Linked DNA regions of Homo sapiens: region 2 is linked to region 1. A link is a contact called in ENCODE Hi-C or POLR2A ChIA-PET data. All regions are on one chromosome and are shown on one strand. Each heading gives the region's core, a stretch centred on a gene start or an enhancer-like site at or near the end of the contact. The rest is flanking DNA. Distances are from core to core; before and after follow the strand shown. Region 1 has its middle 49 kb from the start of MIR4708. Region 2 overlaps FUT8 (fucosyltransferase 8).

Region 1 (6,212 bases), core at 1,010-3,509:
AAAATAAAAAATAAATAGAAAGATGAATTAGTCACAACTCCTTTAGTTGCCACTAACAGAAACTCAGTTCAAGTATCTTTCAGAAGGTGATATATGTTAGCCCACATAGATAGATATTTGACATCTTCAGGAATGGCTAGCTCCAGGTGCTCAGCAAGGGCAACAAGAAATCTATCTTTCTCTTGGATTTGCTTTTTATCTCTGTTGTCCTTACTCTCCAGCAGACTCTACTCATGCAGTGGTAAAGATGGCTTACATCCCCTCAGCTTTGCAACCCCAGTGGAGAAAGGGTGCCTCTTTCAGCAGAAGTCCTAATGCTGACTCTCATCGGCTCACTCTGGACAAAGGGATTACTCCTCAACCACTTATTATGACTGCAGTTAGTCGGTCCTGGGTCATACACCCACCCCTGGAGTCAGGGACTGAGGTCAACCTCACTTGAACTACATGGACAGAGAGTGGAAGATGGGTGGTTCCCAAAGGAACACTTCATATTCAGGATGGAGGAGGGATGGTGGGCAGGCAAAAACAAGTGTCCACAATCAAAGGCTAGGAGCACCATTTTTGGTGAGCCCTAACCCCAAACACCTCTAAGAACTCAATAGGCCTCCGCCCTCAAATAGTATTAGTCACGTTGTGCCTATAATTGATCATTTAAATGACTTTCTTGCCCCAACATCTTAAATGGCTCTCCATTGCTCCCTCTTTGCCAGTCAGCTCTCTTCCTTCTCTGAATCTACTTAGTTGCTTGACAACAGGGCCTGGGGATGGAAAGAGTCTTTATCTCTGAGAGCAGGCTTTCAATACGTTGCAGCTATTGTTTATAACGCCTGTGATCATAGGCACAGCCACATTATTATTATTATTATTATTTTTTGAGATGGGGGTCTGACTCTGTTGCCCAGGCTGGAGTGTCATGGCGCTCACGGCAACCTCTGTCTTCTGGGCTCAAGTGATCCTCCCTCCTCAGCCTTCAGAGTAGCTGGAACCACAGGCAAACATCACTGCACCCAGCTAATTTTTTGTATTTTTCGTAGAGATGGGGTTTCACCATGTTGCCCAGGATGGTCTCAAACTCCTGGGCTCAGGTGATCCTCCTGCCTCGGCCTCTCAAAGTGCTGGGATTACAGGCATAAGCCACCGCGCCTGGCCACAGCTGTCCCCCCAAATATTTCAAGTAGGCATCTACTGAGACTTAATACCCACACAACAACCTTATGAAAAAGTAGGCTTTATGTATGGGGAAGGTGAGGCACAGACATGTTGACTACCTTGCCTACTGTTTTTTTTCACACAACCAAAATATGGAGGCTCTGGGATTTGAACCCAGGGCTCTCCGACTCCTAAGTCCCGTTAGGAACCTGCACATTATTCCATTTCTATGAAGGGGAGGGAAAGAGCTCCTCACTTAAGTATACCAACAGTTCTCAAATCACTTGAAACTCACCAGCAGCCATGACCGTCCCCCCAGGGGAAGTAGGTAGCCAGATTTCACCTCATTCTACTTCTTTACCAGACAGAAAAATGGAGCAGAACCCAAACTGGTGGCTTGATAAGGGAACACTCAGAAAAGTAAAGGAAGTGGTGGTGCTGAAGCACCCTGCTGCCTCTTACCTCAAAGATCCTTCCACCAAACAAATACCACCCACCTTCGAAAACAGTCGTTGTGGTTGGAACAATGTCTGCATAAAAATAACCGGGCTTATCTTACTCAATCTTGCTTCCCTTCCTTGTCGGGAAAATGTCTGCCCTTCTGGTCTAGTCGGTGCAAGAGAGGCTTCCTGCCCGGTGTCCAGCACTGAGGGGGTGTCGCAGCTATGGTCAGCCTCCCTCTGCGGCCCCTGAAGCAAGCAGAGAGCGCCTCAGACCTCGTGTTGGGACCTGAGCGCGCAGCCCGGCTCCCAGGCCCCCAGAGGGCGGGTTCCTGGCTCCGCTCAGAGGCCTTTCAAGCCCCATTAGCCTCCAGCTCAGAGGCCCCTGGGCCCACCTACACTCTGGCCCCTGATGGGCTCGGATGACAACTCAAAACCCACATCCTGAGGGAATTCTGATGAAACCTTTGAAGGCTCCATGTCTTGGGGAAGACCAGGTGGGCGTGAAAGTCGGTCTCAGCGGAGACGCCCAGGGGCGCGTGGGCCCTAGAAAGGCCCGGCTGTCCCGAGCACGGCCTGGAGTGAAGCAGCTGGTGGAGAACACGGGCGCAGGTGTGAGCCTGGTGAAAGCGTGGGCTGCTCAGTGCTCTGTAGAGAGCAGCTGCAAACAGTGAGGAGGAGGCTCATGGTCTGGGCCCTCGCAGGGATGGGCAAGGCATGGCCCTAATGAATCTGGCTCCAAGCACACCCCCTCTAGCTTAAGCTTGGGGACTGGGAAAGGAGGAGGCCCAGGGGGCAGAGCTGAGAGGACATCTCAGGAGTTAGGGTTACCAAGCAACTGAAGAAGACGTAGGAGCAGCTCCTAGCTGAGTATGCCCGGGGTGCAGCACCGAGAATGCCTGGCGGGGAGGGTTGGGAGGGAGGGCTTGCCTTGCCCAGTCATACTTGGAACTTAGATCCTTGGATTTTAATGCTCTTGTGGAAGACATGAGACAAGATCTTGGACCGAGGAGGTGAACATCTGTTGCATTTTATCCAGTATATTCCTGTCTTATAGTGAGAGACTATTTAAGAATATTAAGTTCCCCATATTGATGTAAAGAGAAGTCCGAATGGACTCTTTAAAAAATTTTAAATGTATGTTAAACTTTCCATCATGGAACATTTTACCCACCGCCCTCCCTCCCCATCACCTGGATTATTTTGAAGCAAAATCCAGTCATCGAATCATTTCGCCCATACATAGTCCAGTCAGTATCTCTAAATTTTAGAGCTGTTATTCTCAGCCCAGGACAGTTTTGCCCCCTAGGGGACATTTGGCAATATGTGGAGACCTTTTTTTGTTTTTACAACGTTGGGGGGAGGGGGTGTGCACCCAGCATCTAGCTACTGGAAGACAGGGTAGAAACAGGGCTGCTACGAAACATTCTGCAATGCACAGGCCAGCGCCTCACGACAAAGAACTACATGGCTCAAAATAACAATTGTGACAAGGTCGAAAACCATGTTTTAGAGTCTAAAAGAGAAGAACACTCTAAATACATCACTACAATATTGTTAGCATTCATAAAAACAATAATTCCTTAATATAGAATATCTGATTAATATTAAAATTTCCCCGATTATCTTGTACATTTAAAAAATTTGGGGTTTAAATCAAGATCCAAATAAGACTCATACATTGCAATTGGTTGATATATTTCTTTTTGTTTTTTTCCTGCATCCAATCATCCATTATAGTTGATATATTTCTTAGGTCTTCTTGAATCTACAGGTTCCCATCCCTCTTTTTTCCTTTTATTTATTATAAAACAGATTTATTTTTAATTACAAAAGAGTACACGACTACATTCCTGACATCAAACTTGAAACATACAGGTAAAGCAAACATTTCCTACCTATGACAGTCCAATCCCAGTCCTCTCCCCAAAGAACTCATTTATCAAAATTGTGTGTGTATTGGTTAAGATTATATTCAACTGGCCGGGCACACTGGCTCACGCCTGTAATCCCAGCACTTTGGGAGGCCGAGGTAGGTGGATTACCTGAGGTCAGGAGTTCGAGACCAGCCTGACCAATATGGTGAAACTGCGTCTCCACTAAAAATACAAAATAGCCGGGCGTGGTGGCGCATGCCTGTAATCCCAGCTACTGGGGAGGCTGAGACAGGAGAATTGCTTGAACCTAGGAGGTGGAGGTTGCAGTGAGCCGAGATTGCACACTGCACTTCAGCCTGGGTGACAGAGCGAGACTCCATCTCAAAAAAAAAAAATTATATTCAACTACATGTTTCAAAAAACATAATAATAACAAAAGCTTTAATTTTATTTATTTTTCAGAAAGATAAGCCAAGGAATAGGCAGTCCAGGGCTAATATGGCACCTCCATGAAGTTTTTAGGGTCCCAAGTTTCTTCTAGCTCCCTGCCCTACCATCTGTGAATGTGGCCCCCATCCTCATGTAGCACAATGGCTAATGGAGAACCATCCCTCTTATCTATATTAGGACTAGGTAGCAAGATGGAAAAGTGGAAGGGTGTATCTCTCTGTATTAGTTTGCTAGGGCTGCTGTGACAAAGGACCACAAATTGAGCAGCTCATACCACAAAAATTTACTTATTGTCTCACAATTCTCACAATTCTGCAGGCTAGAAGTCCAACATCAATGTATCAGGCAGGATTGGTTCCTTCTGAGAACTGTAAGGAAAATTCCGTCCCATGCCTCTCCCCTAGCTGCTCGTGATTGGCTGGAAATCTTTGAGTTTCCTTACCTTGTGGAAGCATCACCCCAATCTCTGCCTCGGTCGTCACATGGCATTCTCCCTGTGTGTGTGTTTCTGTGTCCAATTTTCCCCTTTATATAAGGACATATTTATATTGGATTAGGGCCCACCCTCATGACCTCATTTTAACTAATTACATTTGCGAGTGCCCTATTCCAAATAAGGTCACATGCTGAGGTACGAGGGATTAGGACTTTTATATATAAATTTTGGGGAGAGACAATTTAACCCACAACACTCTCCCATAAAGAGACTTTGTAGAAGTCTCTTACGCTTCTTTGTTTATACTTCTTTCGTCAAAACTTAGTCTTATGGCCACAGTTCGCTGCAAGAGATGCTGGGGAAGGGAAGCTTTCACTGAGCACATGACCATCCCCGCAAAAGGCGGTTTTTTGTTACCAAAAAGGAAGGAAAAATGGACAGGGCAACTACCAGCAATCTGCCATGGAATGTATCCTACCAGACATTTTTCTGTATGTTGCACATAATCAAATGACCACAAACTGGGTGGCCTAAAATACCAGAAATTGATTCTCTCACAGTTTTGGAGCCAGAACTCCAAAATCAAGGTGTTGTTGGGGCCACACTCCTTCCAATGCCTCTAGTGGACGATCCTCCCTGGCCTCTCCAGCTTCTGGTGGCTTCTTTGTTCCTTGGCCTGTGGCTGCATCACTTCAGCCTCTGCCTCCATGTTCACATGGACTTCCCCTCTGGGCCTTCTCCTCTTCTGTCTGTCTGTTTTTGAGACTGGGTCTCGCTCTGTCGCCCAGGCTGGAGTGCAGTGGTGTGAACACTGTTCACCTCAGCTTCGACCTCTGAAGCTCAAGCGATTCTCCCATCTCAGCTTTCTGAGTATCTGGGGCCACAGGTGCGTGCCACTGTGCCTGGCTAATTCTTTGTAGAGATGGGGTCTCACCGTGTTGCCTGGGCTGGTCTCAAGCGATCCTCCCACCTTGGCCTTCCAAACTGCTGAGATTACATGCGTGAGCCACTGCACCAGACCCTTTTCTGTCTCTTATAAAAACACTTGTCATGGCTGGGCATGGTGGCTCACGCCTCTAATCCCAGCATTTTGGGAGGCCGAGGCGGGTGGATCACCTGAGGTCAGGATTTCAAGACCAGCCTGACCAACATGGAGAAACCCCATCTCTACTAAAAATACAAAATTAGCCAGGTGTGGTGGCACATGCCTTTAATCCCAGCTATTCAGGAGGCTGAGGCAGGAGAATTGCTTGAACCCTGGAGGCGGAGGTTGCGGTGAGCCAAGATCACGACATTGCACTCCAGCTTGGGCAACAAGAGTGAAACACTGTCTAAAAAAAAAAAAACAAAACCAAAAAACCCCAAAAAACACAAAAACACTTGTCATTGGATTTAGGGCCCACCCAGGTAATCCAGGATCATCTCATTTTAAGATCTTTTATTTTTACATCTGCCAAGACCTTTTTTGCTTCATTTTTCTCACACCCAATCACATCCTGGACCCATCCATGAGTTCCAGGATGCGACCATATCCTTTAGGGTGAGGGGACCATTCAATGTCCTACACCCTCCCTGGAGCAGCAGATATTTCCAGGAATAGCAAAATATGGCTCTCCACATTGTCCTTGTTCATTTTAATTAGCAATGGCAGAGGAAGGGGACTGTAGTAAAACTTTAATGAAATGCTACACACTCTGGGAAGCGTAAGTGGATCTGGTTGCCTAGGGTCTGTTTAAAGTCAGAGAAACTCGGAAGGTTCTGCTAAGTGTTGGCATGTGGGTGCCAAGCTATTTTTGGTAGAATGGTAAACTATGCTAGCATGTTTTTCGATGTTTACCATGCATTTTAGAGAGGTTT
Region 2 (6,212 bases), core at 1,805-4,304, 220 kb before region 1:
CACATCTGTGGTGCATTAGGTACAACAGTCACCTCTGAACCCTTTACACAGTGAACACATGGTGGACTATTACAAAATTAGTAGCTAGGGTAACATCTTAAGGAATTATTAATAATTTTGTTATCCAGCCAGAGGATAGCTACAGAGTTGGACAAATAAGTTTTCCTAGGAAGATAATAAGGAATGACGGTGAGATACAAGGGAAATGACTTGGAGATGGTCACAAAAAGAATGGGCAAAAGTAGTAACAGGAAAAGATTATATAAAATCTTCTAGAAAAAAAATATAGCAAAAAAAAGTCAAATGAGAATGAAGATGGATGATTGTGAAAGACAGAAAATACTATAAAAGTTCCACTCTTAATTTTCTAAATACAAAATACATTCCTGAAACCTCAAATTCCTGAAACTCCAAAACAAAGTCTAAATAAAACTGAGATGTAGGCCGGGCACGGTAGCTCACTCCTGTAATCCCAGCACTTTGGGAGGCTAAGGCGGGCAGATCATGAGGTCATGAGATCGAGACCATCCTGGCTAACATGGTGAAACCCCGTCTCTACTAAAAATACAAAAAATTAGCCAGGCATGGTGGCGGGCACCTGTAGTCCCAGCTACTTGGGAGGCTGAGGCAGGAGAATGGCGTGAACCTGGGAGGAGGAGCTTGCAGTGAGCCGAGATTGCACCACTGCACTCCAGCCTGGGTGACAGAGCGAGACTCTGTCTCAAAAAAAAAAAAAAAAAAAAAAAACTGAAATGTAGTACTTGACATAGTTTCTAGCTAAAGTAATAACCAACAAAACTGATTCAATTATGTCATTTTCTAAGAGATAAAGAAATAAAAACATCAGGAAAAAAATTAAGACTAATCAGGTCAAGTGGTTACGCATGTAAAACTCAACTATTCAGATAACAGTGGCTAGTTAAATGAGACAAGATAGCTTAGTACATGGGGCACAGAATACAGCCCTGCTCCCAAAAAAATGTCATATAACTTTAAGAAAGCCACTATATCATCTCTAAAGCTAAAATAATGTAGTCTCAGTAAGAATAGTGATACTGCATCAATAATTAATACAGTGTGTTGGGGTTTTTTTCCCTTTCTTTCTTTTTCTGAGACGGAGTTTCACTCTTGTTGCCCAGCCCGGCGTGCAATGGCACAATCTCAGCTCACTGCAACCTCTGCCTCCTGGGTTCAAGCCATTCTCCTGCACAGTGGCTCACACCTATAATCCCAGCACTGTGGGAGGCCAAGGCGGGCAGATCACCTGATGTCAGGAGTTTGAGACCAGCCTGGCCAACAAGGTGAAACCCCGTCTCTACTAAATATACAAAAAAAAATTAGCCGGGCATGGTGGCGGGCGCCTGTAACCCTAGCTATTCAGGAGGCTGAGGCAGGAGAACACAACGTTTTCTGAGTGAGGAGACACTATGGAAAGAGAACAGGTTCCTGGCTTCTAAAAAGAGAAAAAAAGTATTTATTAACCAAGTTATTTCAATATATTTAAAAAAGTCTTATCTTCCTTCCCCTAGAATATAAGAAGCTGACAAAACCACATGACAATTATGAAGACAGGTATTATTGCTTGAATCTGGGTCACTAAAATTATTAGCTGTTCAAGTGAGATAAAAGAAAGGGGAAACATCAATTATCTAGAAGTCTACATTTTCTTTGCTGTTAATGTGAAACATATCCCACACAAAACCATTCAAATAAGATATATATCCCTACATTTGAGTCTCCAGGAACAGGTCCTTTGAAGCAAAGATTGGACAAATAGTTAAAATTATTTAAACAATTCCTGATCACCAAATGTCAACAAATTTAGTTAAAAAAAATTTTTAATCCATACAGTTAACATCCTACTTTAATATTTTTTCCTAAAAAAGAACATGAAAGTTCAACTAATACAAAAAAGCCTCGCAGTTTTAAAGAAGGGGGTGTAGGTGGGAGAAGTAAGAAATTCAAACAGCTTCAAGGACAAAAAGCATGTCCCACACCAGAACATATTTACAACTCTTCAACTTGAATTCAACTAACATCCAACTGCGGCAATCAGCCAAGCTTGGCAAATTAAAATAACAGTAATTTTGACAGATTATCTTCTATAAATATTCAAATATGAACATTTGTGTTCACGCAAAGGTCTCCATATGCCAATCAAAATGCTTTGTTAAGGATCCTAACATTGAGCTTTTTTCTTCACCCATCTGTAGGAATCCCCTGAATCCTTAACTTCCATTTTAACTCTCTCACCCCAGCTAATTGTGAGACACATTATCTGTCTAGTTGTAGCCTGAATTAAAAACTTAAGGATAACATTCACATAGTATCAACAGACAAAAGGAACCTAGAACCTTTCAAAATCTAGGTCTGTAAAGACAAAAGGAAAGATCCAGGAAGGCAGGGAGGGAAGGGCAGAGAGAGGCTCTTGAAGGATGGCAACCAAATGAAAGATTACCTTTCTATTTGTGTTAGCAGATAGAAATTACTGAAAGTAAAATCTAGATGTAAAGAGAAATTAACAATTTCATAAATTTGGGCTCTATTCAAAGTTTCATTTGGCTCAAGGCAAGATGCTGTGTTTTAATGACAAGTTTAAGTATATGAAACTGTCAAAAGCAGAGAAATGCCATCAGTATGAAATTCACACTAAACACACTTTTTGAAATCTGCAGATGTCCTATCATCAGGAACAATCAATAAATAAGAGTAACAATGGCTTTAATGAAAGCAAGTTATCTGATGCATGAATTTGTTAATTGTTCTATTCTGTCCTCCATTACTCAGTTTCCCTTAAATATGTACACAATTACCAAGCAGTCTCACGCCTTCCAGGAAAATTACAAGTGATAGGCACATTTCTGCATTCAGGGCAGCATTATATTATGGAAGAAAATTTAACCTATTCAGAAGCATATATTTCTCTGATCCTACCTGGAAAGAAACAGCTATAAATAGCTCTACTAAAATTGCTCAAAATATTTCTAGACGGGCAGGCTTACAATAGAAACTCTTACTTTATGATCACTCACCACTCAACCATCCAAGTCCAACACTGGATCTAAGCCAAACCAGTAGTTCTCAAGGGAGGGAAGGGAGTTAAAAAAGTCTGGTCTAGGGACCAGTAGCTCCAGCCTCCCCTGGGAGCTTGTTAGAAATGCACAATCTCAGGCCTTACCCAGGGACATATTGAATCAGAATCAGTATTTTACCAAGATCCTCAACTGATTCATATACACATTAAAATTGAAGAAGCTCTGCAGGAGGGGGAATTTTTGAATGAGTAAAAAAGGCATAATCTTTTCAGAGGTTGGTTACCACTGCAGACCACTGTTTGGCTAATAAGCAACCAATTTTAAAACTTTGTTTATGGGTAACATCATTACTTTTACCATTATTTATTTTACATTTTAAATAAGGGCTTTTAAAAAACAGAAATACCTCAAGAGGCAAAGAAGGAGTATCTAATGATTAAATGTAAGTTACCAAAAAAAGCTGTAACAGAATTATCTCAGAATAAGTGGACCCGGGCCGGGCACGGTGGCTCACACCTGTAATCCCAGCACTATGGGAGCCTAAGGCGGACAGATCACTTGAGGTCTGGAGTTCGAGACCAGCCTGGGCAACATGGTGAAACCCTGTCTCTACTAAAAAGACAAAAATTAGCCAGGCATGGTGGTGGGTGCCTATAATCCCAGCTACTCGGGAGGCTGAGGCAGGAGAATCACTTGAACCTGGGGGGTGGAGATTGCAGTGAGCTGAGATCCCACCACTGCACCCCAGCCTGAGTGACAGAGTGAGATTCTGTCTCAAAAAAAAAAATAACAATAAATAAGTGGACCCAGCCAGGCATGGTGGCTCACACCTGTAATCCCAGACCACTTGGAGGCCAACATGGGTGAATCACTCGAGGCCAGGAGTTCGAGACCAGCCTGGCCAACATAGCAAAACCTCGTCTCTACAAAAAATACAAAAATTAGCTGGGTGTGGTGGCAGGTGCCTGTAGTCCCAGCTACTTGGGTGGCTGAGGTGAGAGGACTGCTTGAGTTTGGGAGCTCGGGACTACAGAGAGCCAAGATTACACCACTATATTCCAGCCTGGGCATCAGAGCAAGACACTGTCTCAAAAAAAAAAAAGAAAGAAAAGAAAAGACAAAGTAGACCCGTCTCATGCCCCCTCCCCCATCACATTAACTAAACAAATTAATTTTTTAAATAATAATAACAACTTTCCTTCCAAACCCTCAGCATTAAGAATATCTGGGTCTGGGGTCCAAGTAGCTAGGAAAAGAGACCAAGAGACCAAAGGCCTATGGCCTCCTTTGACCAGAAGAGAAGGCTATATATACTGGTTATTCAGCTATTTTCTCTCAGATCCAAATCTACCCTTTAATACTCATCTTTGTAATACTGAAAATAAAACTCTGAAAACTACTTTTCTCTTCTGCAGCTAGCTTCCTCACACTGCCAATAAGGACACTAGAGGGAGAATGCAGTACATGCTTTTTCCAGTCAGCATTGCCCAGCATAGATCCTCCACCCCAGCAGTAGCAGTGATAACCACCAGCTTTTTCTGGCACTCTCAGAAATTCCCCTCAGACATACCAACAGCTGTCAGGAAGTACCCCCTCCAGAGGTTTTGAACCCCAATTCTATGAGGTCCCAACTCCAAGTTCTTATTTCCCCCTCAACCATATGAATAGTGGCTAATTCCTGCAAATATTGTCTCTGTGTTACCCCAGTGTTCCCTGTTTGCTTTTTCAGCCCTCCAATACCTGTATAATCCCTTCCCTGTATTAAATTTTCTGGGCTGAAATTTTTTGTTTTTGTTTGTAATTCTGTAGAGACAGGTCTTACTATGTTACCCAGGCTGGTCTCAAACTCCTGGTCTCAAGAAATCCTCCTGCCTCGAGTATTTAGTGTGGACTGTTTTCCTGACCTGATCCTAACTGAGCCATCATGGCTAGATGGAATAAAATTTAACATGATCTTGATCGCTTTGGAAAACGGTCTTCCCAAACATGGTAAGTCCATAAGAAAATATTTACTGCCTCTCCTCCAAAATAGGTGCAAGATGGGAAATGGATACAAGAAGCACAGTTGAGGAAGAAAGAAGAAGCATAACCTAAGAAAGGAATATATTGAAACAAATATCATGGCATAAAACACATTTTAACCCTGAAAAACATAAAGAAAAGGCCAATAAAAAGTCTGAAGCAAATACAAGTTTTCAACGCTAATGAAAACCACAGATTTTTAGATCTATATTCTTCTGCCTCTGCCATTGTTCAGTTTTGTTACAGCAGTTTTGTATCTAGTTTGGGTTATTACACTTTAAGGAGACTATTGAGAAATTAGGGAAAGTCCAAAGAAGACTATACAAATGATGAAAAGGGATAGGAAATAGGATCCATAAAGAAAGGTTCAACAGTCAAACCTTTTAGTCTAGCGAAAAGAAAACTTCAGGCCAACATATTAACTGCCTTCCAGTTTAAGAGTTCTAACCAGCTGTCCACCATCATCTCTACAGAGGAAATGAGCTTAAAATGGAAGACAACAAAGTAAGAGAAGACCTAAAATGTAGCTTCTTAGCTTATGACTCTCCTTCAGATAACTAAAGTGGTGGCTCTTAATGCTAGTTTCACAAGAGAATGATCCAGGATATTTTTACCGAAAGAAAAAATGATGATGATGATGACGACAATGATGACGACGATGATGCCCAGAACCCCAAAGGCAAAGCTCTAATTTAACTGGTATGACACAGAGCCAAGGCATAAAGAACAAAAAATATCTAAGTGTTTATAATATACTGAAAGCAGGAATGAGAACCACTTAATGGAACACTGCATAACTGTGCTACTCAAAGTGTGTTATAAGAATGAGCTACATCCAGATTACCAACAGGAGCTTGTTGGAAAGGTAACATCTCATCCTATTCCAAAACTACTGAATAAGAATCTACATGTTATTATGATCCCTACACAATCCCATATGCACATTAAAGTTTGAAAAACATTGTTCCATAACAGTTTGAAAGGGGCGTTAAGTGTGTATGTGAGACCAAACACCAGCCTAAAAATAACTAAGCTGAATTTTTCTGAGCTTTTAAATATAAAAATTTTTTTACCCTAAGGTCAATTAGAGTTTACTAAGAAGACTATTTTAGAGAGTGAATAATACTTATAACTAAATATTCAACACATACTATT

The links. Hi-C counts contacts between places; a loop is a spot of excess contacts on that map. ChIA-PET counts read pairs that join two places held with the same protein, here RNA polymerase II (POLR2A). Pooled maps may share reads with other maps.
Region 2: a loop to region 1 is called in a pooled map, with 6 times the contacts of the local background. The contact joins two enhancer-like sites. A Hi-C loop is called at or near these places in 6 of 37 single-sample maps with no recorded cell type and 5 of 50 pooled maps. POLR2A ChIA-PET finds 5 or more read pairs at or near these places in 1 of 52 experiments (CD8-positive, alpha-beta T cell).

Annotation. Positions count from the first base shown.
Region 1 is chr14:65,283,343-65,289,554 of GRCh38, reverse strand. No RefSeq gene overlaps it. Among named protein-coding and RNA genes, the nearest start is that of MIR4708, 49 kb to the left of the region's middle. RefSeq lists an enhancer at 1,922-2,161. Within about 2 kb of position 2,259, at least 6 of the 41 ENCODE cell types and tissues checked have a DNase peak (open chromatin) inside an H3K27ac peak, as active enhancers do.
Region 2 is chr14:65,499,842-65,506,053 of GRCh38, reverse strand. The region is part of intron 2 of FUT8 (fucosyltransferase 8); the gene reads right to left. Among named protein-coding and RNA genes, the nearest start is that of MIR625, 32 kb to the right of the region's middle. RefSeq lists enhancers at 4,304-4,473, 4,504-4,563. Within about 2 kb of position 3,054, at least 2 of the 41 ENCODE cell types and tissues checked have a DNase peak (open chromatin) inside an H3K27ac peak, as active enhancers do.